Linked DNA regions of Homo sapiens: region 1 is linked to region 2. Evidence: read pairs that join two places in POLR2A ChIA-PET (ENCODE). Cell type or tissue: A673. All regions are shown on one strand. Links, peaks and the distances in the headings refer to the core of each region. The heading gives the core; the rest is flanking DNA.

Region 1 (2,899 bases), core at 239-2,738, 85 kb before region 2:
CCCAACTGGGGCTCACACCCATGGTTGTGCTTGAATGATAGTGGTCTGACATGAGGGGGTTAGAAAACTCGGTTATTCTCTGATGATGCCTGCAGGGCTGCTGGGGAGTCTGTCTGCTCAAAGGCATCGATTCTAAGGACTCCAAATGGACCCTCGGTTCTTGTCCAGTCTCTGTCCTCGTACTTCCTTCCATGCTGGAAGCTTACTAAAAGGGACCGTGTATGCCAAGAGCTACTGGTGTTATCTCCTTAAACCCTCCCAACCTAGCCCCATGAGGTGGCGCCGACTGACAATTCTATTCCCATTTGACAGCTGGGCCAGCTGAGGTTCCAAGTATAATTTGCCCAAGGACACACCCAGCCAGGAAGTGGAAGGGCGGAATTTAAACCCAAAGCTACTGACTGGACTCCAGAGTTCAGCTTTTACCCTCCTCCCTGGGCAGCCTCCACTCTGCCTGCCAGGGCCTGAGTTCTCAGAGGGCAGGGGCTGTTTCCGGCTCAGCCCAGGTGCCGTCCAGGGCCCAGTGCAAGGCCCAGGACCTGGCTGGTATCTAGGTGGCACCGAATGCATTCAGTCTACTGACAGAAGCAATACAATGTGTGTGCGTGACAGAGAGGCTGTCAGACACACAGGAACAGAGGGAGAGGAGAGAGAGAAAGAGAAAGAAAAATAGGAGGAGGCTCACGGGGTAGGCCGGTGTCTGGTCCAGAGCCCCTCAACCCACAGCCCAACCAGAGAGGAGGACCCCCGGTGCTGGAGAGTGGGACACCCGAGCCTACCCGCGGTGCTGGGCCCTACTCAAGGCTGTAAACCAGAATGTAGAGGTGGTAATAGGGAGCCGCAGATGGTCCGGGAGCAGGGGAGTGACGCAGTGCGGTGCCCACACCACCTGATTGGGTGCAGAAGACACCAGCCCAATCCCACGAGAGCTGGGCGGACCCGGCGGACCGCGAGGGAAGGAGGGGGTGGGCGCAAGTGGCAGCCCTCCTGCCCGTGTCAGAGCCCACGCGACCGCTCCAGGCGGGCTCGTTCTCGGGGGAGAGGGGACGGCCAGCGGGAGCGGCCGGACTCTGGGATTTGGGGAGGCCGTGGGGGAACGGTTCACTGGCCTTCTGGGGCGGAAAGCGGGCGAGGCGACCCCCAAGAGAGCCCCGGCCGGGACGCGCGGACCCCAGAAGCTCGGGCGGGGGCGCCCCTCGGAGGAATGTTTCCGGGGCCCGGACCGCGCCGCCGCCGCAGCCTTTCCTCCCTCTCCCCGCCCGGCTCGCCGGCCGCCCTCGCGCCCCCTCCAGGGCCCCCTATCTTCCCCCACCCGAACCCCACATCACTGCCCTCCGGGCCGGCTGCGCCCAGGCACTTGGTGCAGATGTAACCTCTCCGCGGGCCCCGCCTCCGCCGGGAAGCCGCGCGCGGTTGCCAGGAACGCGGCAGGCGATCGGAGCTGGACGGCGGCCCGGGCATCTCGGCACTGGCGGCGCTCGGCCCTCCTGGGCGGCCCTGGCCCGGCCCTCTCCCCACTGGCGCCGCTGCGCTTGCTCCGATTCCCTCCGCGGGGCTGAGCCTCTCCACCGCGCCCCTACCCTCCGATTCCGGTCTCTTCCGCTGCCTCGGATTCTTTCCCTCCTGTGTTCCCGCTCCTCCCCGATCACCTCCTACTCGCCCCCTTTCCTTCTGGAGCAGAGAGTACAAGAAAAGGGGTTCATCCACCCCACTCTTCGCCAGCCCGCTGTGGGGTGGTTGGGGTCCCCATGTCCCCCTTGGTAACACCTTCCCCACCGTCTCCCCAGGATCTCAGGAGCCCCCTCTCCCTCAGACAAACAGATCTTAAGCTGGGCTTTGTGGATGACCTTGGGTGGGGGGTGTCCCTGAAATTCTGTGTCACATTTGGGGTGCATTTGTCTGGAGAGAATCCAAACATTTCATCGGTTTCTCAAAGACACCAGTGGTTAAGAAAGGTTAAAAAAAAAAGCAGTCCCAGGTCGGGCGCGGTGGCTCACGCCTGTAATCCCAGCACTTTGGGAGGCCGAGGCAGGCAGATCACTTGAGGTCAGGAGTTCAAGACAAGCCTGGCCAACATGGCAAAACGCCGTCTCTACTAAAATACAAAAATTAGCTGGATGTAGTGATGCGCACCTGTAATGCCAGCTACTCCGGGAGGCTGAGGCATAAGAATCACTGCAGCCTGGGAGACCGAGGTTGCAGTGAGCTGAGATCTCACCACTGCACTCCAGCCTGGGCGTCAGGGGGAAACTGTGTCTAAAAAAATGAAAACAGGCCAGGTGCTGTGCGTGGCTCACAACTCTAATCCCAGCACTTTGGGAGGCCAAGGCAGGCGGATCACTTGAGGTCAGGAGTTCAAGACCAGCCTAGCCAACATGGTGAAACTCCGTCTCTACTAAAAATACAAAAATTAGCTGCACGTGGTGGTGCATGCCTGTAATCCCAGCTACTTGGTAGGCTGAGGCAGGAGAATCCCTTGAACCTGGGAGAAGGTTACAGTGAGCTGAGATCAAGCCACTGCATTCCAGCCTGGACGACAGAGCAAGACTGTGTTTCAAACAAACAAACAAACAGAACACCACAGCCCCAGTGATGCCTCCCATGCACCTTACTAATCTATGCAGCACTTATTTATTGAAGACCTACTATGCTCCAAGTGCATTCTAAGCCCTAGGGCTGCAGCTAGGAACTCTAGACAAGGACCTCACAGGAGACAAAGGGGTCATGACAGGTGCTCTGGGGCTGGGAAGGAACTGGGGAGAGGCATGAAAAGGAATGACAGGTGGGCTTCACCCAGGGCTGAGGTGTGGGGTGTCTCTGAGGACTTCACAGGGGCACTGGCACCTACCTGGCCTGCCCCCAGCCTCCCCACTTCCAGAACTTACCTTAGGAGTGCAGC
Region 2 (2,899 bases), core at 232-2,731:
CACTGCATTCCAACCTGAACAGAATGCAGAATGCAACCTGAACTTTCAAAGATAAAGGAATGTGTGGCCCAGCAGTGTGTCCTCCCATGCTCATCCCCTCGACTCCGTACAAGCTGGCAGCCAGCACAGACCTCCCCACCAGTGCTCAGCTTGTGCGGAGTCCTGGAATCCTGACTTGAGTCTAAGTCCTAGGGCTCGTGAGGAAGGGCCGCACGTGCGGTGACAGGGTCCCTCTGATAGGTTATATGCCTCTGCTTTTCAGGAAGGCCCGAACAAGACAGGAACGTCCTGTGCCCTGGACTGTGGAGCTGGCATTGGGAGGATCACCAAGCGGCTGCTCCTGCCGCTGTTCAGAGAGGTGGATATGGTCGACATAACGGAGGACTTCCTGGTTCAAGCCAAGACCTACCTGGGGGAGGAGGGCAAGAGGGTGAGGAACTACTTCTGTTGTGGGCTCCAGGACTTCACCCCGGAGCCGGACTCTTACGACGTGATCTGGATCCAGTGGGTGATAGGTGAGGGTTCCACCGCCCTTCCCTGCTCACCTGTATGTCTCCTGCCACTCGCGTTCCCCATAAGGTGTCAGGACCAGGGCTTTGCACTCCTGCAGCAAGTGGGCCAGTGAGGATTCCCCACCCCGCCCAGGCCCACCCCCACCCCGTACTTCCCAGGACTGAGGGACAGGCTCGGCCTAAAAGGTAGATTTCTTCCTTCTAGGTTTTGTTTCAGTTGAATACCTGCTACCATCCATTTGGGTGCAGTTTTTTGTTGAAAAAATTTTAATGGCCAATAACTTACTGCATTCAAAGTGAGGAGTTTTATAAGGGTTTTATTTTTAATAAGATGAATAGTTTAAGCTTCGTGTCTAGCCCTGCACCCTCTTAGCCTAACAGCACACCTCGAGCGCTGTGCCCTGGGCTGCTGACGTGGCGGCAGGCCGCTAGCAGCAGTCGGCCACCTCCTGAGGCGGGCAGCACAGGCCTGCTGTGGACACTCTAGGTCTGGCCTTGTATTTTGTGGTCTCAGAAGCCTTTGTGGGGACTTCTAGTGTAGGGAAGGCAGTCTCTCTGGGAGCTCCTGCAATGCCAAACTCTTAGCCCAGGTTCACTCCTCCGATCCAAGCCTGGCAGGGGTGGGGCATCATGGTGTGTAGGTATCAGGCAGGACTTGTAAGCCATCCCGTCAAGTCAAATTCTGGCTTAATGTGTCTTTAGGTAGATGACCTCTGAGCCACAGTTTCCTATTCTATGAATTGGGGTTTAGTAAATCTCTCGGGACTGAGAGCCAATGAGGCCATGTGTGCACACAAAATGCTGGGCACAAATGAGGGGCTCAGCGGGGCTGAGAAGTACATCCCATCCAGTGCCGACATCCGCTTGCATGGTGCCCTGGTAACCTTGCCTCTGCCCTCCCCAGGCCACCTCACCGATCAGCACCTGGCCGAGTTCCTGCGGCGCTGCAAGGGCAGCCTCCGCCCCAACGGCATCATCGTCATCAAAGACAACATGGCCCAGGAGGGCGTGATTCTGGACGACGTGGACAGCAGCGTGTGCCGGGACCTTGACGTGGTCCGCAGGATCATCTGCAGTGCAGGCCTCAGCCTCCTGGCCGAGGAGAGGCAGGAGAACCTCCCCGATGAGATCTACCATGTCTATAGCTTTGCCCTGAGATGAGCCGGGGCTGGCAGGAGAAACTGAGGAACCACAGTCCTGGTGGGGGGAGCTGGCAGCTGGGCAAGATCCAGGCGCCACGCTGGCGGTTCGTGAGTGTCGAGGCACCACTAAATATAGCTGTCTGCCGTCCACTCATTATGCGGGCTCTTCTTCAAAAGGCAAGGTGGGACCCGGCGGGGAGGGTGCTGCTGAACCAGCGGTGAGGCAGGAGCCCAGACCCTGCTCTCCTGCGAGATGGGATTGGGTGGAAGGGGCTCCAGGGCTCCTGGTGCTCCCCATGTGGGAATAGGGTGGCCACATCAGTAACCGATTCCCTGGGCCTCCAGCCCGGCCTTCCAGCCATGGGCCTGGCTGCCTGAAGAGGAAGGAAACCACCCCCAACTTGGTTGCTGGGGACTTGAAGACTTCAGTGTGATCTTTACCTAGGGGAGGGACAGAGCTGGGCTGGTGGAGCCCATGGGTGCTGCCTGATGGTGCTGTGGGGTGGGTGCTCATGTGCCAAGTCCTGCTTGGCAGTGGAGACCTGGGGCCCTTAAAGTGTTACAACAGCCTGCAGCAAGGGAAGTTCCCCGTAGCCTCAGTCTTCTCTGGGCTTGAGGCTGCTCCTTGGCAGGCATTTAAAGTAAAAAATAAAATGGGGCTGGGCGCGGTGGCTCACGCCTGTAATCCCAGCACTTTGGGAGGCCGAGGCGGGCAGATCACGAGGTCAGGAGATTGAGACCATCCTGGCTAACAGGTGAAACCCCGTCTCTACTTAAAATACAAAAAAAAAAAAAATTAGCCAGGCGTGATGGCGGGCGCCTGTAGTCCCAGCTACTCAGGAGGCTGAGGCAGGAGAATGGGGTGAGCCCGGGAGGCAGAGCTTGCAGTGAGGTGAGATTGCGCCACTGCACTCCAGCCTAGGTGACAGAGCGAGACTCTGTCTCAAAATAAAACTAAAATAAAATGGGGGCCGGGCACAGTGGCTCATGTCTGTAATCCCAGCACTTTGAAAGGCCGAGGCAGGCGAATCACCTGAGGTCAGGAGTTTGAGACCAGCCTGACCAACATGGCGAAACCCCGTCTCTACTAAAAATACAAAAATCAGCCAGGCATGGTGGTGGGCACCTATAATGCCAGCTACTCAGGAGGCTGAGGCAGGAGAACTGCTTGAACCTGGGAGGCAGAGGTCGCAGTGAGCCGAGATTGCACCATTGCACTCCAGCCTGGGTGACAGAGTGTCTCGA

Evidence for each region. ChIA-PET counts read pairs that join two places held together with the same protein. Peaks named below come from ENCODE experiments on the same cell type or tissue, not always from the same donor. Only the 100,000 strongest peaks of a DNase experiment are listed, where the experiment ranks them.
Region 1: POLR2A ChIA-PET joins it to region 2 with 13 read pairs; 5 of 35 experiments call an interaction of 5 or more read pairs at or near these places.

The regions. Positions count from the first base shown.
Region 1 is chr9:129,548,955-129,551,853 of GRCh38, forward strand. No RefSeq gene overlaps it. Among named protein-coding and RNA genes, the nearest start is that of LINC00963, 62 kb to the left of the region's middle. In A673, for the core only: no CTCF peak of the experiment used is centred there; a DNase peak (open chromatin) is centred at 1,487; H3K4me3 peaks cover 1,193 bases; H3K27ac peaks cover 986 bases.
Region 2 is chr9:129,633,792-129,636,690 of GRCh38, forward strand. NTMT1 (N-terminal Xaa-Pro-Lys N-methyltransferase 1) reads left to right here. Exons shown (of 4, transcript NM_014064.4): 3 at 263-515; 4 at 1,417-2,344. The coding sequence ends at 1,673. ASB6 (ankyrin repeat and SOCS box containing 6) reads right to left here. Exons shown (of 6, transcript NM_017873.4): 6 at 814-2,899. Among named protein-coding and RNA genes, the nearest start is that of ASB6, 6.9 kb to the right of the region's middle. In A673, for the core only: no CTCF peak of the experiment used is centred there; no DNase peak of the experiment used is centred there; H3K27ac peaks cover 391 bases.